Linked DNA regions of Homo sapiens: region 1 is linked to region 2. Evidence: read pairs that join two places in POLR2A ChIA-PET (ENCODE). Cell type or tissue: GM12878. All regions are shown on one strand. Links, peaks and the distances in the headings refer to the core of each region. The heading gives the core; the rest is flanking DNA.

Region 1 (16,409 bases), core at 4,180-12,179, 150 kb before region 2:
TTTTAAGACAGGCTGGAATGCAGTGGCACGAACTCAGCTCACTGCAGCCTCAACCTCCCAAGCTCAAGCCATCCTCCCTTGTAGCAGGGACTACAGGCAAGTGCCACCACACCTGGCTGAGTGTTTTTCCTTTCTTTTTTTTTTTTTTTTTTTTTTTTTTTTGCAGAGATGGGGCTCTGCCTTGTTACCCAGGCTGGTCTCAAACTCCTGAGCTTAAGTGATTCACCTACCTCAGCCTCCCAAAGTGCTGGGAGAGCTTTATTTTCAAATAAAGGGCAAGACATTTGATTCGGAGGAGAGATAAAAGAGAAGGTGCCCCCAGATCTTGCTGCTAGAGTAATGCTTGAACCCAGCAGAAAACCCTCCTTCTCTGTAGGAAACTGGCAAGTCTATATTTTTAGCACCTAGCAACCTTGTATGACATACTAAGATTGCCCTCCAATGATGCTATCTCCAGGGAGGGCCGTTTAGCTAAGCAGAGCATGGGCCTCCTTGGCTGGAGCACTGACTTTGCCACCACAAGGCCTAAAGTTCCTTTCCAGCTCTTCATAATTTCTGGAAAGCCACCTGATTTCTCAAATCAGGGATAATTTATTATCAATAATCTGAACATTACATATGGTTTGCAGAGCAGCTGCATGTGTATTATTTCATTTGATTTTCATAACAACTCTGAAGAGAAGTGGTGAGCAAAATGAAATTAACACATATGGCTCTCAAATGCTAGGTGTGGCTGGTTTGATACTTTGCTGTGTACCATCTCATACAGTCCTTCAGCCATCCCGGGAGGTAGGCCATTATTATGTGCCTATTTTAAAGATGGAAAAGTAGACTCAGAGAACTTAAATAATCTGTCCAAGACCTGACGACTCACAGCTGGCATGTGATATTGCTTGACCTTGAACCCCATCTTCTGAAATCAGTTTCAGAGCCCCTCTCACTATTGTTCAGCCGTGGGTGCCCACAGAATGCACAAAAAGGAAGTAAACACTGGTGGATGTCAAGGACTTGGGCGGAAATCATCCTACCCAAATTCCAGAGCTACTGGTTCAAATAAAATTTAAAAACAACAACAGTCCCTGAAGAGAAGTAACCTGTGCAGGAAAACCGAGGGGCCTCTCAGTGGGTGCAGATCAGGCCTGGACATGTAGGGGCTCAGTACACCCTTCTTTAGTAATGGAGACCTGTGGCTGGGGACGGTGGCTCACACCTGTAATCCCAGCACTTTGGGAGGCTAAGGCGGGTGGATTGCTTGAGCTCAGGAGTTCGAGACCAGCCTGGGCAACATGGTGAAACCCCATCTCGGCCAAAAATACAAAAATTAGCCAGATGTGGTGGCATGTGCCTGTGGTCCCAGCTACCTGTGAGGCTAATGAGGAAGGAACGCTGGAGCCTGGGAAGTTGAGGCTGCAGTGAGCTGTGATCATGTAACTGCACTCCACCTGGGTGACAGAGCCAGACCCAGTCTCAAAAATAAATATATAAATAAATATATTTTTTAAGAAAAACAGTGAAGGCCTGTGTTCCTGATGGAACAGTGAACCTAACCAAGAAACAGTTGTTAATTTATTCATTCACCCATTCAACTGACATGTATTGAGAGTCACACTGTTCAGATGCAGGACACAAGAAGGCTGATGTCCAGTGACTACTTTGCAGTCAGGCCAGCTGAGGGTTTACAGATGGGCATCCCTTCTGATGGGTTGGAGTCTATGCCAGACCTGTTGTTAAATAATTTGGATACCACCACTAGATATAGTAATAAACAAGTTCCTGCCCTTGGGGCCTTATACTTTCATGAGGGGAGAGAGCTGATTTAAAGTCAGGCAGTGGTAAGAGCCATAATACCAATAGGACAGGGTGATGTGATGAAGGTGCATTAGGCATGGTAATCCTGAAAGGCTTTTCTGAAGAGGTGATATTTAAGCTGGCATCTAACATCAGGAGGGAGCCGGCCTCTGCAAGAAGGGCATCTCATGGAGAGGGAACAGCCACTGCGAGGGTCTGAGGTGGGAATAAGGCTGGTGTGTTTGAGACAGAAGGAAGTTCAGTGTGACTGGAGCACAGAGGGTGCGGGAAAGACAGGGGTACACAGGAGGAGTGGGGAGGGTGTGGCTGATTCACACAGGGCTCTGAAAGTGTTTGAAATTTCCTCTAAGTTTCAAGGAAACCATCGGAGGGTCTTAAACAAGGAGTGACATGATAGGATTTATGTTCCTAGATGATCACGTGGGTTGCAGTGTGGAGAATGGATTCTAAGGGGGCAAGACTGGATGCAGGGAGACTTGCTGGGAAGTTTTATAGTCATCTGGAGACTGTGACATGGACTGTGGAGACAGCCATGGTGATGGAGTGAAGTGGATTGCTTTGGGCTATATATTGGGTATGGAGTTGACAGCTGATTTGGACATATTGGAAAGGGAGAGGAATTGTGTTTGCCTCCGAGTTTTCGGGCCTGAGCAGTGAAGATGGAGAAGAGCAGGAAAGAGCAGGTTTTTCTGTGTCAGATAAGTTAAGTTTGAGATGCCTGTTAGATGAGTAAGTCAATGTGCTTTTATGTGCAAGACTTGTGGTATAAAAAGTAAACTACATAGATAACATGAAGAATCTCAGTCACATGATTGTAAAGGATTTCTTAAGGCTATTGCTGTGTAAGTGTGATAACATGTCAACACTCAGGGAAACTCTAAGGTGGTTATTAATTTTGGAGGCTATGATGTGCGCAGGAGAGTAGTAGAAGAGATACAGGAGAAGCTGGTGAGAGCCAGCTCATGAGAAGCCTCGTAAGGAGATGATGGGGGAACTACTGAAAAGATTTGAATGAAGAATGATGTGACCACATTGAGTGTTTTAAAAATCATTGTGAATGCAATATGCAGGAAAGATTGGAGGGACGTGAGGCTGGAGTCAGAGTGAACAAGGAAGATTTATTGCCATTGGTCCAGGTGATGGATGACAAAAGCTGGAACTCAGCTGATGACCACACAGAGGAAGCAGAGTGAGCAGATGCAAAAGATTTTCAAAAGACAGATGTGACTGTATTCGGGGATCTTTTGGCTGTGAGTGTGACAGTTTTCAGCGTGGGCGCCTGGGTAGATGCTGGGGCAATCAAATGAGATCCAGAGCATAGGTCCATGAGGACAGGGGTGGATCTTATTCTATTCTGTTTTTCTGGTGCCAACCCTTGTGCCCGTTTTCACTCTGAGGAGCTGATTGGCTTTAGCCTTTCCACTAAGTTCTTCCTCATTCAAGAAAGCCTTGTTCAATGAATTAGCCGAGAGCTAAATGGGATACCTGGGGCAACAGCAACATTTAAGAAGGCATTAAAGAGACTTGGTAGGTGTTAGGGGAACCAGAAACCTGGAGAACCAGGAACCAGCAGAATGGAAAGTGAAGAAATGGTCAACAGCCGTACTGAATGCCAAGGGAAGGTCAAATGAGACAGGGATTTACAAGTGTTCTTCAGGTTAAGGCAGCAGCAGTGTTAACCAGAGCAGCTTCAGTGGTGCAGCGAAGGTGGAAGCCAGGCAGTGGTGGGTGGAGGAATGAACAGGACAGGAAGTGGAAAATACTTGGCTGAAAAACTTGTGGGCAGTGTGGACAGAGTTGGGAGTTTTCTCACTCGTTTCTCAGTTTTCTCTGTGAATTAGGAGGAAGCAGATAGTCTACTGAAGCTGAAGGAAGCCATGTGGAAGATTTAAAGTCAGCAGTCAGTTGAAAAAAAGAGTTTTAGAAAACTCAACTTTGAGAAGTAGAAAACTTTGATAGAGACTTGAGTTTGACCTTGAGTTAGCCAAAGTGCAGAGACATGAAGTCTTCTACTTGAGGTCATAGAATATGTCTCTGTCTGAACTCAGAATTAATCCTGGGGGGAAGAGGGTACACTTGAATGCCTCTGCTCTTGATTTTGAGCTTGGTACCTTTGGACTTCGGTTTCATTTAGTATTCCAGGTCAGGTCAGTTTGTTGTTTTCCGTTTATAGGGTTGATTCACTTTAGCACTTCCAGTAAACACAGAATAGCTTGCATTTGGACTTCTATCCACTGCTGACACCAGTAGAGGCTGGGAGGCTGTTAGGCATTCTAAGTGCGGCCCTTCAGAAAGAGACGTTACACTCTTGTTTCTTCTGATAGATGTTGGTAGCTGTCCAGAGAAAAGTTAAAGTTCCCATTGCTTTTTCCAGAAAGAGTAATGGGGAGCCCTTGTGTTCCAGCCAACAATCCCTCTTCTCAATAAAACAAATAGGTTCTAATGCTGGCAGCGTTCGAAGCTGTTGCTGAGAACATAAAGGCTGCTCTGTCTCACTCCGTGGTAAATATACAGCAAACATTTAACTCATTACTAGATAAATCACACTGAGATGACTCAGAAGAAGATGTGTCTGGTACCGGCTTTTAATTTTTTTTTAACCTTGATGAATATATTTCTCCTTTCTTGACTAATTCATTCGCCAATACTTAACTAAATGTATTTAACAACAGCAATTTAAACAAGGCAACTAATGAGAGAGATGAATTGTTTAAGGAAAATATGTGGCAGAGATTCTTCATGCTCACCCAGTGGTCAGGTGTCCCTCTCCCTTTCCAAGCCTTCATGGGCCAGGTGGGTCTTGGACAATTCTGGCCAATGGGAAAATGGACAGGAGTGAGATGAACATTTCTAGGTAGGCCTGGCACTGAAAATCTTCCTGTGGATCCTCTAGCTCTCTTTTCCCTTCTATGATGATCATGGAGACCATGTGCTGTAGTTGGAATATATTTAAGATGGAGGAGGGCCGCCCAATTTGTATCAGGCACTATGTGATCAAGAAGTAAGTCTTTATTGCATTAAGCCATTGAGATTTCTTTTTTTTAGAAAACTGTTACTGACAAAGCCTATCCCAACCCAATTAATACATAAATCAAATGATATCACCTTATCAGGGAAGACAAGGTCCTTTATAAGTCCCCAGAGATAGCAGACGCCAGAAGGAAATAGAAGAGTTATCTATCTCAGAGCTGTCTAGACAAAGGTCTGCTTTGACTTAACAGCAGAGTCTATACATCTGTAGAAATTTCCAGAGGTCTTTGCATTTAGTTGTTATTGTGGACTATAGTATATTTCTTTGAGGCTTTCAACCATCAGCTAGCAGTCAAAAGAATGACCATTTATGGTCATTTACTCATGTGCTGGCATTTCCCAAGGCCACATTCGCCTATGAGTAAACAGTGGTTGTGATCACAATAGCCTCCCACGGTTCCCTATCTCTTTTTGCTGCCCAGTGGTACAGGTCCTGTTATGGGGCATCTCTATAGGATGCCTCCCATGCAATACTGAACAAGTCTGATCATCTACAGCTCTCAAATGTCATGCTCATTTGTTCTCTTCTTTTGTGGCAGGCCCCTCCATGGGGTACTAGGTTTCTGCCAGGTATTCCTTCCTGCTCACCCTGTACATGCCTATTGCTGAGTCTGTCTGAGGCCATCAGGGACCACCTGTAGTTCGGCGTTACTTCCGTTTTTGCTGGGCACAACCGGTAGATAAACTTAGTGAGAACACAGTGCTGTACTCAGACTTACTTCCTCCTACAATGACTAAGTCAAGTCATCTGTCTCTCATTTTCTTCACTTTTAGAATACATTTTATCCAAGAGACTTTTGTCAGGTCCACCTCACCAGTTTTCCAGATACATGCCAGACACGTTGAATCTAGCCCTATTTATGAGGCAAACAGTGAGCCCTGTGACACCTGTAATTATCATTCTCTTAAACATTTTGTTAATGTTGATGTTAGAAGTTTACTAAGCTTCCTAGGAGATTCTTAACCATTTTTCTTCACTCTTTGACTCTCTTTGGCCTAGGCCCTTCCCATTTTGTCTGCATGACTCCAGGAGGGACAGTGCAATTTGGAGATTAGGAAACAGATGACTAGGGACTCTGGGTCCCCTCACTGGGCCACAGTCTGGATAACACCTTCCTGCTATCTACCCACTACAAATAGAGCCCCAGACTTAGTGTCACACTCTGAATCTGGGGTTATGTCTCGAGGACTCCAGTCCTTTTCTGCCCATTTCTACAACATATGACTCATCTAAATCTGCTCCCTGCAACCACAGCTAGCAACAAGCTGGTCTGAGAAGGCTGGCTTTGCATGGGATTGTCTCTGTTGTTTGTCAGTCTATTTAAAACACTCAGTACAATTGTCAGGAAATATGCTTTGACTGCCTGGAAGAAAAGCAGGAGTAGTAAGCAAGTCAGTGCTTTGAAAAACCTACAAATATCTAAGAAGCCCTCTCAATCACCTTTTGTTTATATCCAGATATGCAGAGCCTTATTTGACCTATTTCCTCATCAGCAATGGATGTGTTTTATTGAGGTCCTCCTACGTGCAAGACATTCTATAAAATTCCTTGCATGTATTTTCTCATTTTTCATGAAAACTGTGTTGACTAAATGTTATCTCTGTTTGGCAGAAATGGAGATTGAAGTTCAGAGAATTTAAGTACAAGTAGTAGATGGCAATGCTGAGACTGAAACCCAGGTTTATCTTTTTCTTAAGCCTATGTATTTTTTTAAAAACTATGCTGTGCTGTTGTAGATGAAAGTTTCTAATCACTCCAGCACTACTTATCTACCCTGTGCAGCTATGCCTGGGCTTACTATAAATGTTCAGAGCAGTCTTGAGCCCTTTCAGCTCTGTCTCTTCCATGCCCTCTGCCAATGTGGAGGGGTAGATGAGCCTCCTCCTTCTTACTGGTCTTGGACAGCAGGAGTAGGAGTGAGGATTAAAAATAATAGATCAAATGCACTCACACATCTCCCAAGAACGAACAGTAGGATATGGTTTGGATATTTGTCCTGCCCAAATCTCATGTTGAAATGTAGTCCCCAGTGTTGGAGGTGGGGCCTGGTGTTTGAGCCATGGGGGCTGATGCCTCATGACTTGGTGCTGTCCTCACAATAGTGAGTGAGTTCTTATGAGTTCTGGTTGTTTAAAAGTGTGTGGCACCTCCCCAACCCCTGACTCTTTCTTTTACTCCCACTGTCACCATGTGAGATGCTTGCTCCCCCTTTGCCTTCTGCCATGATTGTAAGCTTCCTGAGGTCTCCCCGGACATCATGCAGATGCTAGCACCATGCTTCCTGTACGGCCTGCAGAACAGTGAGCCAATTAAATCTCTTTTCTTTATAAACTACCCAGCCTCAGGTTTTCGTTTTTTTTTTTTTTATATATAGCAATGCAAGAATGGCCTAACACACAGTAATTCTCAAAAATATCACATTTGGAAAGAGTGGCATATTTCCTAACATGAAACACCCTCTGCATGGATTTCCCCCATCCACAGTGTAACATGTAAAGCAATTACTTAGTCAATGGGTAGTGCCATTACCTTCTTTATTCACATGCCTGCTTCAAAATTCTCCACTCTTTCATCTCTACCTTCCCCCTTCTATGTCCAGGAAATAAGACTTGATATAAAATCACTTGTTCCTTAGCTAGACAAAGACCCAGTCAAATCTTTGAAATTAGTGCTTAAAACATTAAAGAAGTAATAGAGGCGGCCGGGCGCAGTGGCTCACGCCTGTAATCCCAGCACTTTGGGAGGCCGAGGTGGGTGGATCACGAGGTCAGGAGATCGAGACCACGGTGAAACCCCGTCTCTACTAAAAGATACAAAAAATTAGCTGGGCGCCGTGGCGGGCACCTGTAGTCCCAGCTACTCGGTAGGCTGAGGCAGGAGAATGGCGTGAACCCAGGAGGCGGAGCTTGCAGTGAGCCGAGATCTCGCCACTGCACTCCAGCCTGGGTGACAGAGCGAGACTCCGTCTCAACAACAACAACCAAAAGTAATAGAGGCAAAAGTTTTACAACATTCAAATAGCACAGAAGGAGAGAAAATAAACCAAAATAAGCCCATTCCTGCCTACCCTAAGTCTAAGTCCTGAGAGATAATTTTTATTTATTGATGTTTTAAATAATTTTGGTGTCTACTGTAACATCATTACACTAGAAATATGCTTATAGTTCCTTTTGAAAACAACATTGGATGGTATCTACTGGCTGCTCACTAAGAAACGTGAAGGATTTTGCACACAGCTATTATTTCCCACACACGTCTCCTGACAGTTGTGCTGCGTTTGCAGGGGGAGGGAAGGGGGGCACTGGGGTCTGCTCTCTTATCCCATTGGTGGTCCTTTCAATACTTGCCTTGATGTCTGCCCCCTGGCACACTCCTGTTCTCTACTAGTTGACTCAGAGCTTGGCATTGCCTGAAGCTTGATCAGTCAGGGGTCTGTCAGGAAAACAGAACTTATGCCAGGTAGTTCAATAGAGAGAATTTAATTAGGGGAATTAATTATAAAAGTCTTGGAAGAGCTGACAGAGCAAACTGAAGAATGAAGCAACTCAGATTTTAGAAGCAGAGGCGAGTTGGAGGATGGCATTCACAGAGTTTAGCAGCTCTGGCCCCCTTGCTGCATACTGGGAGAGCCTCCCAGCTACAGCAAGCCTTCCAGAAGGAACTAGAATCATGGAGTAGATGTAGCTGCTACTGGAAACACTGCCCAAGGCAGAGATAGAGGGGAGAATCACCCTGGCTTCTTCGGTTCTCCCTCCTGCCAGTCCCTTGCTAGTGCCTCCCGTTGGTTGACATCAGCCAGAAGCCAGTTTGGCAAGGGAGTCTGGAAAATATAGATTATAGGAGTTAATACTTTGAGACACAGAAAGAGCAGAGAGAGAGAGAGACAGAGAGAGAGAGAGAGAGTAGGAAATTAATCTGAACGCAAACAGGTGAATGATGGTGCTACAGGTTAAATTGTGCCCCCCTAAAAGATAAAAGATATGTTGAAGTTCTAGTCCCTGCTACCTCAGAGTGTGACCTTATTTGGGCATAGGGTCATTGAAGATGTAATTAAGATAAGATCATATTGGAGTAGGATGGACCCTGAATCTAGTATCGCTGGTGTCCTTATAAGAGGAGAAGGCTAGGCTCAGTGGCTCATGCCTGTAATCCCAACAGTTTGGGAGGCTGAGGTGGGCGGATCATCTGAGGTCAGGAGTTTGAGACCAGCCTGGCCAACATGGTGAAATCCTGTCTCTGCTAAAAATACAAAAAAATTAGCCGGACATGGTGTTGGGCACCTGTAATCCCAGCTACTTGGGAGGCTGAGGCAGAAGAATCGCTTGAACTGTAGAGGCGGAGGTTGCAGTGAGCTGAGATCACGCCGCTGCACTCCAGCCTAGGCAACAGAGTGAGATACCATCTCAAAAAAAAAAAAAGAGGAGGAGAGGAGGAGAAGAGATGAAGACACACAGAAACACACAGGGAGAACCCATATAACCACAGAGGTAGAGACTGGAGCGATGTGTCTACAATGCAAGGAGCGCCGAGGACTGCTGGGAACCCCAGAGGCTGGGAGAAAGGCACAGAACATATTTTCCCCCAGAGCTCTCCGAAGGAACTAACCTTGCTCGTACCTTTATTTCGAACTTTTATCCTCCAGGACTGTAAGAAGATACATCTGTGTTATAAACCTCCCTGTTTGTGGCACCAGTGCTTGGTTATGGCAGCCTTGGGAATCTAATGCAGATGGGCACAGGGCTCTTTGGGGAAAAGAGTTGTCATTCCTTGCTATGATTTTGTATCAATATGATCCCATGTATTTGGTTTTCAGGAATATGTCAAAAACAGCACTCAGTACTGTTAAGAATTTATTCTACTTGTTCAAGTGTTATTTAAGTGGGATTCCATGGAAAGCAAGTAAATACATGCACTTAATCTGCCCTCTTAAAGCAGAGCCTACTGTTCTATGTGAACCTGGTTAAATGTTTAGGGCATCTGCACTTCCTCCTGTCCAGCAATGGCGTCTTCCAATCACACATACAGAGAACACTGGGCGTATCATATATAAAACAAAATTTTGGATTAAGAAAACCACTACATTCCCTTTATTGAAGATGTAACTTTTGCATCTTTTATGTATTTATTGCTATAACTTGTCAAGTTAATTGAAATGCTTAGGGCATAACTATAAAGATAACTATCTCATCTCTAAAGAGACCTGGTATGTCTTTAAGATTTATATTATTAAGTTGTCATATTTCATTGTTAATGTTATTGAGAACAATAGTATTTAATATCCCTTATACATAACCAATGTTGGATAATCTCTCTGCTCCTTCTGACAGCTAATCTGATTCTCGGTGTTCCTAGAACTTCTAAAAGTTCTTGAAAGAACATCAGTAATCACCACCACCACCACAACAACCCATGTGGTACAAACTGCCTGAGACACGACCATTGGCACTAAGAAAAATTACTGGTTGTGTACCTGCGGACCCCCCAGGTTTAAAGGGGCCATGGAGCCACACAACATCTAAAGTTCTTGTATGTTCTTATCATGGGCCCTGAATCAGCTAATTAGTAATTGCTTTGGATAATCTTGTCTGATGGGAAGAAAATAAAAGCAGTCTTATGATACATGATATTCCCTCAAAATGACAAATACCAAAGATTTAGAGAATGTAAAATCATTATTTTAAATGGCATTCTTACATGGGCTCGTGGTATTGAAGTGAATGGTTTTTAAGATCTAAAAGAAAAGAAAAGTTATCCAGATCCACTCTTTTATCTGTTTTAAATTATTTTTCTCCACCTCCATGAGAGCAAAATGATTTCCGATGGAAATACTCCTTGCAAAGGTATATTTTGCTTTTTTCTACATGAGAGAAGGAGAAAGCAGGGACTTACTTAAAAAATCCTTTCAACAAGACCTTCTATACTGTGATCTGATAGGGCTCTTGCACATATTTGTTTATTTTCCTGCATTCATGGGGAATGGACTTGGTTTGTTGAGATAATCCCATTTGTGAATGAGGTTTAAGTTGGCAACATTTGCTTGCATTTTATTTGGAAGTTGTAATCTGTACAATACTTGTATATTTCATAGGAATGGGAATTATTGTCTGGCTTCTGCAGTGTCTGTACCTCAAGGCCTGTAACACTGTACTTAGTAGAGGACTGATCGTTGCTTGTGTGTGAGGCTGGGGAAAGAACCAGCCTAAAGACTTTGAGGGAATGGTGCCTGGTGCTCACACAGGCCACCAGCCAGACTGGAAACCCTCCTAATGCATGGGCACTGGGTAGAGAACTCAAAGGGCTTGCTTCAGCAGTAGCACAAAATTAGCTCTCGATTAATGCTGCTCCAGACCCATCTAACAATATTAAAAACAACACCCCAAAGAGTCAAACTGTTTCCAAGTAATGTAACTGCATCCCAGAACAAAGCTCAAGAATATTTATAGGAATACAAGAATATCCAGCACCCAACATGGGAAAATCCACAATGTCTTGTCCATAGTGCCACAGTTCAGTGTTTTGTCTCAAGTCTGGATGACTCAAAAAATCTTGTCTTTCCACCATAAATGGAGAGTTATTATCCTGGATTGGAATACAAATAACTTTTTGTTTCACTGATCGGTTGAAAATTCACTAGAGAAGAGATATTTTGTGTCTCCTGAGGTGATCAATAGTAAGTACAAGCTCCTTCCATGAAGTTCTGCTGAAAAATTGAACCGGAATCTGATCAAGTCTCTAGATCCAACCATGCTCACAGGAAATACAGGGGATGGGGAGTATGTTAAATGACACCACAATGATGCAATTAGCCAAATTCAGAGCATGGGAAATTCAATAAGACAAATGACTTGGTTTTTTCAACAAATAGCATGAATAGTGATATGGTTTGGATCTGGATCGCCACCCACATCTCATGTTCAATTGTAATCCCCAATGTTAGAGGTGGGGCCTGGTGGGAGGTGATTGGATCATGGGGGCAGATTCCCCCTTTGGTGCTGTTCTCATGATAGAGTTCTCATGAGATCTGGTTGTTTAAAAATGGGTAGCACCTCCTCCCACCTTTCTCTCCATCCTACACCGGTCATGTAAGAAGGGCCTGCTTCGCCTTTGCCTTCTGCCATGATTGTAAGTTTCCTGAGGCCTCCCCAGAAGCCTAGCAGGTGCCAGAATCATGCTTCCTATACAGCCTGTAGAACTGTGAGCCAATTAAACCTCTTTTCTTTATAAATTACCTAGCCTCAGGTATTTATAGCAATGTGAGAACAGACTAATACAAATGGGGTGGGAAGGAGGGAGGAATGATATAGATTAAAAGAGACTTACATAACATATCGACCAAATTTCTTATTTGGACCAGATCCAATCAAGTCAACTGTAAAAAGATGCTTTTGAGACAATCAGGGTATTTAAACATTGAGTGGACATTGAGAATACATAGGAACTATATAAGGAATTATTTTTAAATTTTATTAGCTATATTAGTAGTAATTTGATTATATAAAATAAGAAGAATTCACTATTGGAAATATGCACTAAAATATGATGTTGAGAATTTGCTTTAAAACATTCCAGTGAAGAGGATGGTGAGAACTGCAGGGTGATGTACAGACAAAACAAGATTGGCAAAATGTAATTGTTAAGACGGGGTGACAGATACAAGGGGTTTCATTACACTATTCTCTCTACTTATGCATATGTCTAGATTTTTTCATAGAAAAATAATAGAACTTAAATGTAAACATTTAGTTTACTGTTTTATCACTTTACATTCTACTAAATTTCTTATTTTCCTCTCACTCATTGTGGCACTATAACTTCATTCTGTCTAAAAACATGTTAGCTCAGAAAAAATAAAACTATGTTTTAAAATGTCCCTATATTTTACACTGAAAGAAATAGAATTGCCTTATAAAATATTAAAAGACATACAAAATATTGTGATTTCTTAAATGATAATGTTAGCATCAGATAAATCACAAAATCAAAGCATGGAAGATTAAAAAAATCACACACGTTTTGAACGATATATTTTTCTAGTCTCCAAACCATTGTCTCTCAAACAGAGTGAGAGTCAGGAAGTGAAAATGAACCTTTAAAAAATAACCCTGCACTAAGCATGGTGTTAGATGCTCATCTATTCCTCTTACTGACCTTGTGAGATAGGAGATTTTTACAGACAAGGCATCTGGGCTCCAGCGTTAACCTGCTTGCTTGAGGTCCTGACAAGCTAGATGGGGGAGGCAGGCTTTAAATTCAGGCCCATCTGACTCCAAACCCATTTATTTCCACACGGCACCAGTAATTCAGCAGAGCCTTTTGATTGTTTGCTTTGTACCAGTTTCAAATCACATTAATTATTTCTAATTCCATATACAGGATAATTCTTTTGTGGTGGACAGGGAGTAAGGTTTTTCAGTTCTTCCGATATCACAAATGAGGGCTTGCTTTTTTTTTTTTCTTCCCCTGTTTTTCTCCTGGGGTTCCAGACCAGGTTTACTAAGAAGACAGCTACGCTTAGCAAAAGGAAGGGAGATGCCACAGAACCGTTAACTTAGGAGTAGGGAAAGCTGTGATTATCCCACCTTCCCAGCCCTGAAAACAGACTGCTGAGAAGGCTGCTTTTCCTTTATCTTCTCTTCCAGCACTCAGGATTCAATGCCCCAGCACCTGGCAGTGGGTGTTAATCTGAAGAAGGAGACGAGCACTTAAAGACAAAGAGAACTCCAGGTGCAGAAGAGGTGGGGCCCTGGGTCTGAGAAGGGTTAAAGAGAAATTATTCTGACATTTGTTAAAAATGGCAAGGAAGGCTTTCTTCAACACTACTGTAATAGGGGAGAGAAGTTGAACTCAACTCTAGATACAACAGAAACAAGAGGAGGTGTATAGCCAACAGGCAGCTGAGGAGGTGAAATGGAAAGTTACCAAGAGGAACTTGGTTAGATATCAAGGGTGGGATTTTGGATAAGCTGCCTTAGCAGGACTTCTTTTTTTTTTTTTTTTTTTCTAAAACTGGGCTCAGCAGGCCAAGGCCAGGACTAAGGATGAGGCCTAGCTGTGGGCTCAGAGGAGCCTGACTAAAGTTCATCCAAGACAGGAGTCCTTGCCAGGAGGAGAAGAGATTCCAAGGTCTGGAGGATCGAAGGAAACGGAGGATGGGTGGAAGGTCAGAGTCAGAGAGGTCAACTGGCTACAAGGGAGTGACCACATGGTCACTCAGAGAATCAATTACCAGGCCTGCACCCTGGGAAACTGGGAAAGGCACCTGGAATACAATGGGACAACACCTGGAGTAGGACCCATAATAGAATGCATGGTTCAAATTCAAAATAAAGATCTGTTTTACGTATTTTTCCTATACTCTGTGTATGCTCGGCTGGCTAACAGTAGGCCATGTAGGGGATATTGACTGCCCCCTCTTTTCCACACGCCAGGTGTAGTGCATGGGTAGTATTTTGAAAGGTTATCTTATTTTTAACATTAATTGCACTTGCTGACTTCTCTGCAGACACCTGTCCTTAATGATGAGTCAGCTGTTTAGAACTATACCTAGACCGTTTTAAACAGCATTCTCAAGTCAGAGGAGAGAGCTACACACAAAGCAAGGAACTGCAGTTTCCAATCCTCACAGTCATTGGCCATTGGTCCCAGGAGTCTCCAGTCCATGACAGCTGCTGACCAATATCTAAAGATGGGTGAGGATAGACGGGTAGATTGTGCCTGTGTTGACTCCTCTCTTGCTAACTCTCTGTTACTTTAAGTTATTTAATTATGAGCAACATTCTTCTGGAAAACTGCTGATGGATTAAAAATATGATGCTTTGTTGAGCCTATGTTGAGTGCTGTTGTCCTCCTAGGGTAAGCCATAGTAAAGCCTGAGAAGTCCGCCTCCCTACCTACTAACAAAAGAAACAAGCTACTGAGCATCAAACAGCAGCTTAGGACCTTCATTTTCTTCCATCAAGTCATTTAAAATTTGTCAATGAAGTAGATTACAGGGTTACATCAGAAATCCCACAGGTTATGAATTCATTGAAATGGATTTCTATTCATTAGCAATGCCTAACTTCAGGGAGTTAATTATGCATTTTTATTGATGAGAAACAAACCAGACGAAAATGAATGTGGCGTTTGAATTAAGTGGGGAGTTTTCTTGTTGTTGTTGATGTTTTGTTTTTTATAAAACCTTATTCCAAGCAATGAAGATAAGGACCTGGTTCAAATGATTCCTCCCAAAATGCACTTGGTTACTATTGTTTCCAGAGCTAAGCAGAGAAGCTCCAGGGAAATGAAATCTTCCTCCTTCCCACTGTTCTGTTGTCTTTGAAAACAGCAGAACTGCCAAGATCAGCAGTTTGAAAGCTTCCTTTGAAGTGTTCCTCATGCCTTTTTCATTGGCTTGAGCAAAACAAGTACCTAGACTGTGTGCCCAGTCCCCAGGGGGGACACCTGGGGGGTCAGGCAACCAGCGCAGCTTAACGAGCAATGGCACAGTGAAGACAGGGAGCTGCGGGTGCCAGGGTCGGATCTGGGAACTCAGGCTTACCGGGGAAGTCACTACCAATACTTTTCAAAAAATGACGTGGATCTGGGGTAGAACAGGGAGGTGGTCAGGGGCCCTGTGTGCACATCGCTGGCCTAGAACTATCACTCTGGGACCTGGAACCTCTGGGCTATCTTTAAAGTACACATTTGATGGGTGGATAAGTGCAGCAAACCACTGTGGCAGACATATAACTATGTAACAAACCTACACGTTCTGCACTTGTATCCCAGAACTTAAAGTAAAATAAAAAAAATTTTTTTTAAGTTCACATTTGTCAAAAGGATGGAATATGCCCTTTAATTTATAATTGTGGAAAAAAGCAATATCTGCCTCATAAATATGAAAGAAAATGTTTCAAGATGCAATTAGGGAAAAAAATCTTTTCAATCTTCTAGGGAATAGATGAAAAGACACTGGAAATGAACAAAAACCAACTAAATGAGAAATGCAGAGGCTATTTATTCAGAGATTGCAATTGCGAAGGAGTCAGCCAGTGTCACTGCATTTGGCAGAGAATCAAAGGCAGGCAGAGGACTGGGAAGGCATTTAGTGGAAAACAGAGAAGCTTCCCATGTGCCCCAATTGAAGGCTGTTGGTAGGGGGAGCTGCAGGTGGGCTATCTAGGAGCCAATCACTCATGTGATTGGCTAGGGCATTCCCTGGTTGGTCCTAAATTGGAAGTGGGGACAAAAATTAGGGAAGTTATCTATTATTAATCAAGTCCTGGGCACTTGGGGCTGATTGTTACAGAAGTTATTATTTACCTTTTTGGATTGTTTAAAGAGATAGCAATCTGGCTTCCCAAGTCAGACTTACAGCAGGCTGGCTTCCTGGGTTGTTTATTGGAGATAAGGGGTTTGATTTCCTGAGCAGGTTGTGGGTTAGAGACCTGTTTTTATATACAGTCTGGCTGTTGTCTGATGATACATTCAGTCTCTCAACAGTAACCCCAAACAAGGAGAATGGCAGGTGGGAAGAGGAGCTTATGAGTTAAGCCATGTCATTTCTTTAGGAAGACACTGTAACTGC
Region 2 (16,409 bases), core at 4,603-12,602:
ACAAGGCTTGTCACCATGGGGGCAGAGAGGGCATCTCACTCTGATTCATTTGCTGGAGTCAACATTTCTTCTGTTTGGTCAGAAATCCTCACCAGGGAGACCAGGCTTATTGGGCTTATCTTAAATACTCTGCATGGAGTTGGGTCTTTCATACTTACTACAAGATCATGAAGATTTGCCGTATGTGCTGTGTGTGCACGTCTGAGAGTATAGATTCTGTGTGTGTTTCAATCAAGAGATGGAAAACTTTTAGGAGGCCTCTGAGGCACTATCCACCTCCTAAAAAATTTTCTCTAGATTTTATTCTTAACATCTCCACCAGGTTTCATTTAGCTGTTCTTCCAAAGAGGCTTTTTATACTGAGTGATCAGGACAAAAGCGATACCCCATTTATCTTTGTATTTCCACAGCTCAGCACCTGGGGAAACACAGTTCTCCTCTGTACAGGCTTCTTGAGGGAACAAAAGAAACCATCAGAAGGACGAGGGTGCTGTCAGATTCAAGGAAGGCTTGGCTGTGTCTGTGAGATGGAGACAGACAGCTGGGCACAAAGGCAGTATCTGAAGGAGTTTCACAGAAATTCCTAGGAGACCCACAAATGCTGGGTCCTTAGCGAGAAGCAGTCTACCCTCCCATCTGGCTGGGGTCTGTACATTTCAGTGTTTAACTTTGTGGTTTGGTTGCCTTTTGGGACCAATAGTGCTGGCAAGGCACATTTTTCTGCCTCTCTACTTTAATTCATCAATACTTTTTGGCAAAAAGAAGCTGTGGCTTCAGGATGTTTTTGATATTTTTTTAAAAAGTTTTTTCTTATTACCTTTAGGGATTGGTCAAATAATTCCCTTAGTTAATTTTATGATAACTATTGAAAATTTCCTCAAAATAGGCACTGGTTTTGAGCTATGAAGTGTTCAGAAGAGGGAAAACAAAGTAAAAAAACAAACTTTGAGCTTTCTATTTAAAGAACACAATAGAGATTGTTTTTTCTTTATAGACATGTCCAATCAGCCATAGAGTCAGGGCCACAGGGGGATAGACTTCCAGGCTCTGCGCTGTCCCTGGGGAGGGAGTGGCAGGGACACTACAGAGTAGTTACGGTCCTGAGTGGAGATTCTTCTAACAGCTGGCCCCCAGTGACATAAAAATCTGTAGTTGGCCACCCAATGTTGGTAGAGAATAAAACCTGGCATGAGGCCAGGAGGGGGCTGCTTTCTGTATTATTAAAACTTTACAAATAGTAGCCCGAACAGTGCAACTTCTCATACAAGTCCTGCAGAGAAGCACATCCCTCTCATTTTCATAGGGCTCTGTGGATTAATGCGCTTTCACATCGCCCCTCACTACCTTGCTCAATCTTCCCAGTACCCATTTTACTTACAGATACCAAGGGCCCCAGAGGTCACAAGACCAGCTCAAGGCTGTACAGCCAGGACATTTCAGTCCAAGCACTGGAAAGTGGGCTTTCTGATTCTCAGCCTTGCACCTTTTTGCTACACCACAGGCTGTTAATTTCCAAATTGAGTGGAAATCTATAACCACCCACTTCTCCTTGCCCTGTGTGTATTCTGGCATTCAGGGAATCCATTGAAAAGAAGGGCTTGAGTGTTCTAAGATGAGGGGAATGCTTTGGTAAGTCTGGGAGGATCTGGTGAAAAACTTGCAAGCCAGCAAAAATGTTTTCACACTGAAAGGGACTGTGTCTTTTTCATTTTTAGTTCCCCAGTGTCCAGCTCCATGCCTGGCACCTAACCACCCTCCATAAATGTTTGTTGATTTGAAACCTGTATTTTAAATCCATCTGCAAGACTGGATTAACCCAAAGGGCAACTTTCAGTGTTGACTATGCATACTTCACTTTTTAGCTAAATTCCTTCCTTAGTTGAGGGTCCTTCCTGAGCAAACTTTCCATTTCTGGAAATTGAATTTCTGGATAGTAGGCTGACAGAGAAGGTTTGGATCACAGGTTGTTCTGGAGAGGTAGTGGTATTTGCTTTTCTTAGCCACTCTGTTGAAGAACATTATGTTATGGTGACAGAACGCTTGCAAATACTTAGCCAAGCTTAAGACATGCCATGATAAGGAAGGTTCACCACAAACACAAATAGCTATGTAGAAGCCACCGTCTTGCAGCTAATGAATTTGTGCTGGGTGTGATATTTACCCCAGCCATTAACTGAAGATTCAAACACTGTTGGGTAAAAAGACATTTATTTGTGTGACCTGACTTTGCTGTATGAATGCTGGTCAGTTACTTAATTTGCCATCACTTTTGGTACTTTTTAGTGATGTTTCTCCATTAGCAAAATGAAAGTGTTTTATTTAGAAGGAAAACAGTCATTCAATCACATCCATTTGACCTATGTGCCAAGGACTTTGCTGTGGATACAATGTGAACTGTGGCTCTTTGGTCAGTCTTGAACACTTCCTGGTGGAAGAACTTAGCCCGGGCTTTTGGGAGTATCCACAGAAAGCTGGTGGCTCAGGGAAAAGGCTGCAGGGAAAAAGTTCTACTGGGACCTTGGAAACACATCTCTGCCCGGCACCAGGCACACCCATCTGCATGAAATGCATATGTCAGTGGATTGCACACAGATTCTGGTTTGCCAACTCAGGGGCTCCTCCCAATGCCCTGCCAAACAAACACTAGCTTAACTTCTGGATGTGAATGATAAATATCACTCGCCAGTAACCTGTCTGCATGCAAGACTGGGCAGTGACAAGCACGATGTGCTCACTGCCCAAGATTTTGCTTTGATTTTGTTTTACTGCCCAAGATCTGAACATTTTTTGCAAACATAGCAGCTTCTCTACCTCTGCTGCATTGACATATGTTTGAACTGGTTCATAATCTTCAGTACTCCTAAAAGTCCCTTTAATGTAAATAGAAAGGAAATCACAGACCTGTTCCTGGGAGTCCCACTTCCCACCTCTCTTCATCTGTCAAACATGCATAATGGAAAAACGATGTAGCCCTGGCTCTGGGCCAGAATAAACAATCTGGAAATACTGTATAAACCCAGCTGCTGCACCGGAGGACAGAGGCCTCGCTTTATGACCTCCGAGATGGTTAACCATACGCAAAATAACAAAAGCTCACCACCAACTTGCAGTGTATTTTGATGCTGGGCTGGCTCTGGCATTCCTTTCCTTGATCCGAGTGTATGCACACTCCGCGCTGACCAGAGCCCTCTTCCCTTAACAATCTGCACTTGTTTTAACCTGGTCCAGCAGAGATTATGTGCACCAAACAAATACTAGTTTAATAACAACCAAAAGAGGGGCCAAAGTTTACCAGCGAAAAAAAATAAGCATGGACAAAAGACAGGCACCAGTTCTACAGCTTCAGGGGAGCTGAGTGGTGATCAACTGAGAGGCCTTGCTGTTTTAAGAAGCGCCCTGTCTAAGAAACTGACTTACTCATCTCAGGTTAGATTACAGCCAGAGATTCCCAGCACACGGGGATAAAGCACACTTTCTCAGGCAACAGGTGTGCCGAAAGTCACGGTCAAGTGGAGCACTCGGCAGTGGGAGAGGAAGTACCGTCGGTGTACTCCCCAGGGTTGGCAAACGCCTGCCACCTCCATTCCCATACAGCCCTGCACCACGCTGGCCGCTCCCAAAACTGTGTGAACATGATGCTTGTCACAGATAGAGTAAACTCATTTCCTGAATTATAGGGGAGGCCATACAGTTCAAAGAGATGAAATACAGCTGCAGGGCCGCCGGACTCCCTAGGGCTGCCTCCAGCGGAAATGAATGTGTGTCACTGCGGCTCACAGCGATATGTGCTGGGCTGGCCGGGCCAGCGCTACATTTGCCACTCAGATATGATCGATGGCATGTTAAGACCACCTTCCTGGTGGTATGGCCATGAAGGGAGAAAAGAACAAAAAGCACTTCATGGCTGCCTTGGTGCTGAGGGTTGATAAAGTAAACAGAAAACTTTTGGGGTGTGTTTTGCAGTCTTTTATTCAGATCTGGAAATATAAATAATTAAAAATAATTTGAGATCACTTGGACCTTCAAGAGAATCTTTGATCTATGTAGCCAAGTAAAAGTTCATGATTTACTTTCTTGTTGTTTAAAAATGCAGAAACCGCTAGGTTCCTTTGATGAAAGAGAATGAAGGGTTTCTAATGCACACACTTTGCTTGGATTTTTGGAAGCAGGGAACACAGTAAAAGGAACCAGGAAGAGAAAGTATTGGTCTGTGTGGGGTAGGTCGCTGAGGGCCCACCAAGACCAGGGCACTGGGCCCCTGTGGAATGGAAATCAGCCCGGAGGAGGAATGCATTTTCAGAAACATCACGGAGGCGGGTCCTAACCCCATGGAATTGGAGATGAGGGCAGCTGTTGGACGGGCTTCTAGGTTATTGCCTGGGGCTTCTAGGTTATTGCCTGGGGGATTCAACTCCACACTACTTATGCTCAGAATCTGCTGAAATTGCTAGCGGGGGTGGGCGGTGGTGGTAGTTAGTTATTTTCTTGCCTGGATTCTTTTTGCTTAGTCATCAATGCTGTACTGAGCACCGACTAAGCTCAATGCTTGATTCCAGGAAATAAGAGAAATAAAATAAAATAAAAGCTAAAAACACAGGCTCTTTCTTCTAGAAGGAGTACACAATAAAGGGAGAAGCAAATGTGCAATCCTTCCAACAACTTCCTGGGCAATCTGGAGATCTCTGTTTCACTGCGGATGGGAAGGATGCTCCTCACAGTGGGGCACCACAGGAGGGAGAGAAAGGGGGATCACAAGGAGGTGGCATTGATGGCCGCAGATGTCCACCTTTCGTGTCCTTCTGCAGAGCCAGGTGAACACCCTGCCGGACAAACTTAATGTGCAACAAATCACCGGAAGGGCCCGACACTTGTAGAGGTTTCGGTTCATGAGTTGCTGATCAGCATCCCAGCTTCTGTTGATGTGGGAGCCTCCCAACCTCACCCTCAGATCCTAATGCCTAGACTTGAACATGACAGGGCTGGAGGAGATGGCCAAGCTCAACTCCTCCTGGCCCAGACACACACGCTGAGGGTAATGAGTCCTGGGGTGGCTTCAGTTCCCTCCACAACCACCCCCCTAAGTCAGCAGCTCTGGCTTCCTGGCTTTCCCTGCTGCCTGTATTTACCGAATGAAGGGCAAGTTGCTATGTTTCTTTTCTCCCCAAGTTCGGCATCATGGCCCAGACCATTAAAAAGCTGACATATTTGTTTGAAAGTATGTGCTACGGTAAATACATATTTGTTTGAAAGTATGTGCTACGGTAAAATTTGTTTGAAAGTATGTGCTACGTGTGTGTTTTCCTCAGCACAGTTTTTACCACTAAAATACCGGCTTATATATGAGGATGGCAATAAAAGAAGGATTTATTTTCACAACAACAATTGAAGCAGATATTTCTGTTTAAAAATATCTACTTCTAAAAAAAACTTATTGGGAGAATTACTATGTCTTTATCAACAAAATGTATCTCTTTCTTAAAATATACTTTTAATTTGATATAAGTATTGAGAAATGTGTTTTTATTACGTTTGTTACTTTATTTGAAATCGTATTATGAAGGCCAGACCCAGTGACTGATAAGGATATCCTGATCAAACTGGTTTTTCATCTGGATAAAGAAGATCAAGAGAAATACTATTGCAGCAGTTCTAAATTCTTTTGGTATCTGACAATTTCATAAGCTCTGCTTTTGCTTTATGGACAGGATTCTTTTTCTCTACTCCTCATAGTCTGTGTGGCATTTGCAGGCCTAGGGTACTTCTCTCTCTCCCTCTCTTACACACAGACACACGCGCGCGCACATACACACACACACACACACACACACACACACACACACACACACATGCTCCTCCTTTGGCAGGGAGGAGGCCCTCTCCTGAAATCACACTTCATTACCTACATCTAGCCCTGATGATGTTAAAGCCAGTTGCTGACACCGTCACTCTGGGCACTCCACAGATGGTGATATGACCACAGGACAGTTCTTTGTCTCATTTTTTCATGTTGGTCTATTACTTTTTCTTCTCTGGGGTTTCGTACAGATCAAGCTACTATCTAGATCCACACAGGATCATCAGAAAGCCCTTGGGAAGTTTATAAGCTTTGAGCTTTAAACCTTATTTCTTGGAGAAAAATAATTTAAAACATAAACATTTATTTTTCTGATTGTGATGTACCCATATAAACATACTATGTACATGTATACATGATGTGCAGATATATGTATATACTTACCTATATGTACATATACACATATGCAAATACATAGTAAAGTTTTTAGGAAACTTAGGAAAACAAGAATATAAAATAACTTTTAATCAAGCCACAGTTATTACTGTAGTAGTACATTTCCTTCTAGTCTTTTTCTTATTTATGCCTATTCATTGTAAAACACATCTGTGCTATATTGTTTATTTAGTTTTATCATCTTTAAAATTTAACTAACCATGACCATTTCTCCTATATCTTTAATTATTACCAATTACATTTTGCAATGTGTTTTTATATGCTCCATTTTATAGATGCCTTAAAGGTCATATAACCATCTGCTACTGTTAGATGATTGGGTTTTCTGTTTCTATGACTCAATAATATCAGATGCACATCCTTGTTCATAAGCGATCATGTGCCTTTTTGCTTGTTTCCCTAAGGTCAATGGCAGCTTCAGATATTGAGCAGTAACTTTTCTTCTTATAGCTGATAAGGTCTTCAATTCTGCCAACTCTAAGATACCACTTATCTTCTATTGTCAGAGATCCTGAAACTTTAAGACATTTATTTTATTGTTACATGAAATCAATCTATCACCTACCTTGCTAAAGTTTCAAAATGCACAGGGCCTTTTGAAAATCCTGCATCTCCTGACTCTGAGAATGTAAAGGAGTACAGCAGTGCCCTTAATATGGGAGTATGGTTGCTCGTAAAACATTTAGTGCACTTGAAATTCTTAGCAAATTACACCACATGATGACTACAATCACGGAGACGAAATCTTTTCTCATTTTTGGATTCTATGAACTGGGTACTCAGATAGGGCTATCACAGAACTTTGTATTTTTATAGTTAATTCAAAATGCATTTTCTTTAACAGAATGTATCCTATTGCATTTTTTGTTTTAAGATTATATTAGTCACAATCATCAGCCTCAGTGAGTGAACCAATGGTGAGTCTCAAGAGCCAACAACCTGGATGTTCTCTCTGGAATGTTAAACATGGGGAAATTTTGATAAACCCTTGAAGGGCTGTGAATGAAGCAGCTGTTCATGGAGGCCGAACATGTAGATAAGTGAGATATTTAACCTTCTGTCCAGGCATTAAGAAGTTAGGTTAATAGGAGGTGCTACTCAAAATAACCATTCCCAAGTCAGGAAAGTGTGAAATGAAGTTCCAAGGATGCTGTCAATTCTACTGGGAGAGTTTGCAATGTTACTTTAAAATTAAATGTACTTTATCTGGGCAACCTGTAGCCCACTGGTAGTACTCAGTCTTAGGGGAATGCAAATTAACAGCCCTACCTCTTCCTTCTCTCCCTGTTAAAAATCAGATTTGCAACTGCACACTAAATAAGACAGTGTGAATATCTAAAAACATCCAAATTGCTTTAACCAGGCAAAACTCTAAGAAAAAATGAGATGAAACTGCAACCTTCCCATTTGTATAGGAGGCCCATTTGTTTTGCTTAAGGAAAGTTTGAAATTGATAAGCTAATGTCAGTAGACACCAGGACCATGTGAGGGAAAAATCCCTGGGTATCATGGCTATGACTTTGAAAAGCAGGGGTAGGCCGGGTGCGGTGGCTTAGGCCTGTAATCCCAGCACTTTGAGAGGCCAAGGTGGTGGATCACTTGAGGTCAGGAATTTGAGACCAGCTTGGCCAACATGGCAAAACCTCGTGTCCACTAAAAATGCAAAAATTAGCTGGGCATGGTGGTGCATGCCTGTAATCCCAGCCACTCAGGAGGCTGAGAGTCGCTTGAACCCGGGAGGCAGAGGTTGCAGTGAGCTAACGCCACCGCACTGCAGCGACATAGCGAGACCCCATTTCAAAAAAAAAAAAAAAAAAAAAAAAAAGAAAAGAAAAGAAAAGCAGAGTAACAGAGTTAAATGTTTGATATGGATACTGATATACTATAAAAATGTTATAGACATATTAAAACTTGCAAATGCAGCCTGGGAAAAAAATTAAAACATTTTAATTTTTCTGACATGAGAGAAGAAACAGAGAAGAGCACTGACATGCATTAGGTTTTAGGTCAACAACAGGCTATAAATGAAGGTAGTTGCGATGACTTCTTGAGCTGAACTTTCATGGCCAATGGCTGTGAGAAACTGCAGAAGCTTCTGATGTCAGATGGAAGAGAAGGGACTGATTGTCAGGTTAGACTTTTGATGCAGCACAAGCATGAAATTGTGGTGCAATGCACTGACCATTAACCACCAGCCTTCCCCTTTGATAAGACATGGGTGGGAGTGATAAAGGGGAAATGAAAAAGAAACAATCAGCCAATGCTAGAAAGGCCATTATGTGAATTAGAAGCAGGTAAGAAAGAGGTGCTAGTGTTACTAAGAAACGTGCTCAAAGGTATCATTAGGTTCCGTTAGGATTGGTTCACTTTGGAAACTGCATTAGAGACAGGTGGGGGAGGGGACAGGAGAAACGGGTAACTTGAATGACATTCAAAGCATTCTTAAAAAGTGTGTTCAATGAATGGAAAATCAAAGATGTTTGAAAGAGAAAAGTCAACAAATGGAAAAGCTGTAACCCATTCCATTTTAGTTTAGTTTTATTGGGGCATGAAATGAAATTTCATAATGTTCTAAAAACAACAACTTAACTGCATAAAACTGAATAAGTGAACCGGCATTAAATCCATACTGTATTTTTTAAAATCTCATTTTGATATAATAATAGTAACTGGTTAGTTAGGTCATAGTCCTCTTCCTCAAGTCACGCACAGTTAAAGAAATATTTCTAAAAATTTCTAATTGCTCCTACATTCTAGCAAAACCATACATCGACTTGCTGGTTGATTTATGACTTTCTAGTAACCTTTACTCTCAAATGGCTTCTACCAAATGATTTATTTACTTGGTCTATGCTGAGGTAACCTCCTGGCTGGGCTGACTGCCGTCCTTTCAGCTCGAAGTGTAAAGGATTGAGTCCCCTCACTAAGACATTTCTTGAGTTTCTGTGAGAGCTGTGGGTTCTCATGCGATAAACCATGAGTCTTAGGTTCAATTTTGAAATGTCTCTCTTTCAGATTGCTTGAGCCGGGGAGGTCTAGGCTGCAGTGAGCTGTGACTGCACCACTGTACTCCAGTCTGGGCAACAGAGTGAGACCTTGTCCAAAACAAACAATAAACAAACACCCAGAACAAATAAAAAATGTCTCTCCTTCCTCGTCATTTCTCTTTGGAGAAAAAAGAAAATCTTTGACAATTTCTGACCCACTGAACAATGTAAAGTGGCAAAGTTTCACACTTTTGCCAAAGGCTTCTAATTTCAAGCCTTTTTCTGGTCCACGGTGGTGCTTCACCTCACTCTTGTCTTTCCTGCCCAGTTTCCTCTCTTAGATTACAAACTTAATCTACTAAATGCCTGCCCCCCGACAATAGCAGAGTTTTATAAGATCTGTATAAAGTCATTAGTTTTCCCATTAAGCATCGGTGTCCCCCAACTCCAGCCTGTAAGATGCACACAGTATCTGGAACCACAGAAGATTGCTAAGACAATGTTAGGTGTCTGACACCTTTTAGCTATAAGTGCAAGATGATGTGGTTGAACATCAAAGGCTGTGGAACATGCAACCAGGAATCAGCATATCCTCATTGAAAACTTTTACACCATTTCTACCAAAAAAGATTAAATTCTAATTGAATGCTACTTACTCATCACTTCTTGAGTTTTACATGTGACAATAAAATGAAGGCCTACTGGTTACTGGTTGGCTAGAAGGGAAAGCAAGTGAAAGCTCTTTGGCTCTTCTTTGGGTAGATTTAATTCTACCGCACCCCCCTCCCTTTCTGAACATTTACAAAACCCTCAAGTACTTTTCTTTCCCTCCTTCTCCATTTTTTTCCCACGAGGTCCAAAGTCCCAGGGAGGGAGCTGCTGGGCATGGGGGGATGGGGTGAGAATAGGGTAGGGAACCACAGCTGCTCTCAAATTGTGCTGGTGTCTTGGACAGGGGTGACAGATGGTGGCAGGAGAGCCATTATTCCCACCCTGCCAAGCTCATGACAGCCATTTCACAGAGGTCACGGCCAGGCTCCACCTGACAATACTTGTGCCAATGTTTCTAAGCTTCTGTGACCAACTGTCCAAAAAGGCACTAGATATGAGCCCCAATTCTTGTACTTTTTAGCTGAGAGAATGCTTTGAAGGCTTTTCAACCATCAGGCTTCTGTGCATTCCCTGAGGTATTTAGACCCGGTGCTTCGATAAATTAGTGGTTGCAACTGAGCACATAATTCCTTATATCCACTTAGAATGTTTATGAGATAATTAGTTCTCAATTTCATACAGCACCATCGGTTCACCTCCTGATCAGACAGATACATGAGTGGCTATTTTTTTGGAAGTATGGCAAACATAGTTGAAGTCAGTTGACATTAGGTTATACCTCATAGAGCATATAGTAAATAAGTCATATCCATAATTGTCATAGAAAAAACACACAACACATAAGTTTGGGTTTATAGCCACAAAGAGGAACATAGAAGACAGGGAAAAATATGACCCTGAACATGAGCATGGAATGTTTTCAAACTTATTGATATTCACAGTCTTTATTCATAGCATCTTGATGGGATTCATGAGTAACAAAGGGCTTTGTGGAAATATCTGAAGGCCAATAATTCTTTTTAACAGACTAACAAGACCAAATTACTATTAAATTGATTTCAGTAGTTGGTAACCGTACTTATTTCTGGTAGACTACATATTTCAATAAACAACTTTAAAAACAAATGTCACTGAATGTCAATTCACTATAAATTTAACAGTGAATATGTCATAAAATATTTTTATATCTAAACAACTAAAATAATAATAGGACCCTAAAAAGACTTTTAAAAAGTGTTCATTAATCAAGTTTTGTTCTATATGATAAATGATGTACTCTAAGAATTTCTAAAACTCCAATAGATACTTGCTGTAACTAAACTGGAAAGGGTTCCCATTTTTGCTTTGCTATTTTAGAAAAATAAGGAGTATTCCTTGGATTGTTTGCTTTCTTAAATTCCACTCTCCGATTCATTAAAACCCTTATGAAAACCAAAGTTGCTGACATGACTGAAACAAATGGCTTTACTGTTAACCAGATTGAGTCTTTGCAAGCACTTTATTAAAGCGATTTTAGTAATTCCAACTAGTAAAGTCTTCCCCCACCAACAAAAAAATAAAACAAAGTAACACATTTAGAATATCAATGAACATCACCTCAACAGAACCACTAAGCTTTCCAGAAACACTGTGTTCTTGAGAATTCAGCAGAATAACATTTCATAGAATCCTACTTTTCTAGCTACCCCATCTCCCTCAGATAATCATGTTTTAGATTTTGCCCTTTTCAGAGAGAGAGAGAGAGAGAGAGACCAGTTAAGAGCTTACGAGCACGGGGTTGCAAGTCACCTGGGCCTGGGTTGAATGTTCAATCACTTGAGTGCTGCTAGCGACCAGCTCAGTAACATAGAAGCGTTATGAATCATCTCTAAGTTGGTGGTTTCCTTATCTGTACAATGGACATAATAATAGTATCTTCCTCACAGGGTTGTTCTTAGGATTAAATGAAATAGTACATCTAAAGGACTTAACAAGATTCCTGAGACACAAGAAGCTCCCAATGAGTGTTAAATATAATAACAACAACTATTAATATTATGACTGTTATCCTCAAAATATATTCCCTTGAAACATCAGTATTCTGCCACTGAAATAGAAAAATGCTAATCTCCCCAAATGAAACAATTAATTTCAATTTAGTTGAAACTTAATGTGTTAATGATACTTTATGAAATTACAGACATCAAGACTTTGAGATGCTCTGCTCCTATAAAATTTTAAGGTCTGGTGGTTCAGTGAAAGTAAAGATTCATATCCCTTACAGTATACATGTGCATTTATAGATCAACTTTCCCCACCTATACATTCATTAGGTGCATAAAATTCCAAAGCACTTCTTGATCATGAATACCGTATAATCTATAATTATTTAATTCTGTAAAAATGTCAAAAATATATTTTGGATGTTTCACATATTTTCCCCTCCCTAATAGAGTTCCATTTGGGTAGTACTATCTCTTTTCTATTCATTTTTTATCTTCTACTATATCTTCTTGCCTGTATTAGGTAAATAATAAACATTCAAAAATCATTCATGACTGCAGCATCTGAAACACTTTAATAAAAAAGGAAGAAAAGTAAAGTTTTGTCAGACACCCCCCCATCGCCACTGCAATAGCTGGATGGTTTAGGGCAAAGAGAAAATGCAGTCAGATACAAAGTGGAGATACAAAGGGGAAACCATAGCCTGCTGAGATCAGGAACTGTGCCATTCAATCCTCTGCTCAATTTCCTGGGCTATGTAGTTTAGGCAAAACCAATTCAGGTTTGCTTTCTTACGGAATGACATGCTATTTAACTAAGTAATGAAATGCACAGAGGATCCACTTAAGATCTTGGGTCAAAAGACCCAATGATGCCCCTGAATTGGTGTTAGAAAAATCAGGACCATTTGCAGGCCCGTCACTTCTCTGTATTGGCCTTTCCACTTTTTCCAGAATGCTCGCCACCACTTGGCAGAGGCGCCCATGGGGTTCAGAGGGCCTGCCTGACTTTCTACATCATGTCTGGTCAGCTGCATCTTTCACAGGGATGACCAGTGTGTGGCTGTAAGCTGTTGTGGAATTCTCTCCTCTTGAGCACAGATGTTTCTCCATCGATATGGCTGTGAAATTGAGATCGCAATGACTATTAAATGAGACTTTTCTTGGCTGCTGAGTCCAAGCTCATGGAATCCATATTTCACCGTGGAGGCTTCTGGTCGATGCTGGTCTGTGGCCCTCACTCTTAGCATTATTCCTCAACTCCACCATCTTTCCCTGGGTTACCTGATCTGTGTCTCTAGACTGAAGCCACCTGATGTTCCCAGAGCTTGTATTGCTTGTGCCTTCTGCCCAACTGCCATCCCTGCCTAGATAACCACCTGCCCAGCAGTCTCCCTGGCTCTGGCCCCACAATTAGCCTTGGCATGTGGGCCTTTACAACACTTTCAACAAAGGAAAGAATTAGGAAGAGATGCTAAAATAGTCAGTCACACCATAGTCCAAATCAAATGGAAGAAAAGGCACACCAATTCACCTCCACATCCAGTATTCTAACATCTTCTGACTCTCAATGTTTTTGTACAATTCGTGATTTATTTTCTAAAAACTCAGAATCAATTTATATTTACCAGGGGCATGATGGTTTTGGCTAATATGTATCCAAAGAAAAGTCCAAAGTTTTATTTTTGTCATTTTATTTTGGAGGATAAAGTATAATGAGGAATATACTTTATTGAAAAATATCAAGCCTAAACTTCACTCCTCAATAATGCTGGTGTTTACCTCTCAGAAAGGATCCTCATCAGTCACTAGAAAAAGCAAATAGGCAAATGTCATTTTAACATTCCTTGTGGTATGTAATGGGAGGGAGGTTGACTAGAGTTGGTGTGTCCACACTTACCAAACATAAATCAATGGCTTCAAGATATCACAGCATGAAGACTTTATTAGGTGCCATCTGTAATCACTCAATGAAAAACAAATAAAGGATGCATATTTCAACCTCAGTTCTTGATATGAAAATAGCTGATGAGTCCCCATCCGATTTGCTAAACCATCATTATAATATTTAATCTTACTACTACAGTGACTTGTGAGGAGGAGGGTGTGTCAGCTACTGCAGAGTTAAGACAGACAATGTGTTTTCAGATTCAAGACAGTTATGCTGCAATGGAAAAGATCTATGAGCTACCTTCTTGTAATTCAATTATTTTAAATACCTGCATTCAGGCCTGGAAAGCCAAGTCCTGCCCTTAATGGTGTTTGTACCGTAGTTCATATGGTAGATAAAATGTCAAGATTATTAAAGAGTTAAGTACAGAATTATAGAACTTTAGTATTTCAGGGCTAGAAATCTACACACATTTTATAGCTTCTGTATACAAGAAAGGGCCACGTGTGTGTGTGTGTGTGTGTGTGTGTGTGTGTGTGAGAGAGAGAGAGAGAGAGAGAGACAAGGTGAGTTTTTAAAAAACTACTGGCTAGAATTTGCCAGGTGAACTGATGAAATCCAAAGGACAGTTGCCAAAAAGAGGTTAGATATCTTAGAGAGAGGGGCTGGTAAAGGGACAAAAAGTGGAACCCAGGATTTTGTGTGCACACAACTGTGCTGCCCCCTCGAGAATGATGTTCTTTACTTGCCCCATTTTCATCAGTGTTGCTGCGGGTGCAGGAAAAGAACACGGAAGAGAGAGGGATAAAAATTCTGTGTGCTCCCAGCAATTCCACAGTAAGCCAGTGGGCTCTCCTTCTGCTTCCATATAATTTTTATCTGAACATTCAATTATTTTCCTAAAATTCATGCTTTTCCCATAATTTAAAATGCTACATGCTTACTATCTAACAGTTGGGAAATGAAGAAAATAAATTACTAATAATCCCACCACCCAAAGATATGACTAACAACATCAACATTCTGAGCATTTCAATTTAATCATTTCCTGTGCTCACGTAGTTTTTCTAGTAAAACTGGTATCATATTGTAAATACGATTTACTATTCTTTTCTCCTTTACTTCATGTCACATCATATTTCAAGCAATCAGCTATGTCATTTAACTGTTTTTGGTATATCAAAATGTATTTAGCTATTCTTCTATTTTTACAGTTGTCTTTTTATTGTGCAATGGTAAACTATCCTGTGAGGAACATCCTTATAATAGTTTTTATGTACCTGTATGATTTTTTTTTCTAGCATTGAAATGGGTCAAAGATTGTAAACATTATTTCCTCACCAAGAAATCAAAGAATCACTTACATTTAATTAACACATCAATTTTAATATACAATTTGATGAGTTTTGACAGCTATATATACCTATGCCCCTACTACCACAATCAAGGTACAGGATTTTTCTATCAGTTCTGCAGCTATGGGCATTTTGAAGGCTTTTAAGATGTATCACTAACTTGCTCTTTACCCCAGGGGTTAACAATGTGCTCTCCCTCTAGGAGTCTCCTGAGGCGCCATTTCTCTTCATCCTCATCATCGGGGACTCCACGACTGCTCAGTGTTTGTTCACATAACAGACAATAATAATTTCATAGAAAATATGGTCTCATTTTAATATGCACTTCTTAGATTATGAATGTGGTTGGGCTTATTTCTTAGTGTATTTGTTGGTAACTTGTATTTCTCTTTCTCCATTGTTTTCTGTTAGTGATTTTCTTATGGATTTGTAAAAAATGCTTCATGTTTTGGTAAAATATAATCATATGATATCATTGTTGCAAATATTTTGCCAACTTAAGTATGTTTTAAACATGCTTAAAGTTTCAATTAAACATATTTATTCTTTACTGTGTCTCTCTCTCTCTTTTTTTTTTTTTTGGAGACAGTCTCACTCTATTGCCCAGGCTGGAATGCAGTGGCCCCATCTCGGCTCACTACAACCTCTGCCCCCCAGGTTCAAGCGATTCTCCTGCCTCAGCGTCCTGAGTAGCTGGGATTACAGGCATCCGCCACCACACCCAGCTGATTTTTGTATTTTTTAGTATAGATGGGGTTTTGGTCAGGCTGGTCTCGAACTCCTGACCTCAAGTGATCCACTTGCCTCGGCCTCCTAAAGTGCTAGGATTACATGCATGAGCCACCATGCCAGCCCTTTACTTTCTCCTTGTATAAATATGTGTTTTACTGCTTTTATGCTTAGTAAATCCTTAGCAAAACCCCATCCCCCCAAAAAACAGTCAACTATATTTTCCTCTATTCCTTTCATATTTTCATTAAAAAAAAAATGAACTCTTTAGACCATCTGGAATTTATTAAGGCCCATGATATAAGGAGACTATTTTTTCCCTAAACATTTAGCTAACTAATTTACACCTTTATTTATTCTTTCTTTTTAATGATCTTTACCAGAGAGCACATTACCTTTTGCATTAGCAACTGTTTCTGTTACTGTTTCACTGACTTGTCTATCTGAGCTTGTGCTTTTACACCATTATTTTAAACCCAAGAGCTTTCTAGTATTTTTGAATCTTGTTGGGCAAATCTCCTCTCATTACTTTAAAAAAAGATCACTGGCCATGTCACTTGTTTATTTTTTCCAGATGAGCTTGAGAATCACTTTAAGCTAAAA

What was found. ChIA-PET counts read pairs that join two places held together with the same protein. Peaks named below come from ENCODE experiments on the same cell type or tissue, not always from the same donor. Only the 100,000 strongest peaks of a DNase experiment are listed, where the experiment ranks them.
Region 1: POLR2A ChIA-PET joins it to region 2 with 5 read pairs; 2 of 35 experiments call an interaction of 5 or more read pairs at or near these places.

Annotation. Positions count from the first base shown.
Region 1 is chr6:149,200,232-149,216,640 of GRCh38, reverse strand. No RefSeq gene overlaps it. Among named protein-coding and RNA genes, the nearest start is that of TAB2-AS1, 49 kb to the left of the region's middle. RefSeq lists an enhancer at 3,430-3,549. In GM12878, for the core only: no CTCF peak of the experiment used is centred there; no DNase peak of the experiment used is centred there; H3K27ac peaks cover 1,169 bases.
Region 2 is chr6:149,047,784-149,064,192 of GRCh38, reverse strand. All of the region lies in intron 7 of UST (uronyl 2-sulfotransferase), which reads right to left. Among named protein-coding and RNA genes, the nearest start is that of UST-AS2, 23 kb to the right of the region's middle. RefSeq lists an enhancer at 9,659-9,778. In GM12878, for the core only: no CTCF peak of the experiment used is centred there; DNase peaks (open chromatin) are centred at 8,432 and 9,222; H3K4me3 peaks cover 1,226 bases; H3K27ac peaks cover 3,027 bases.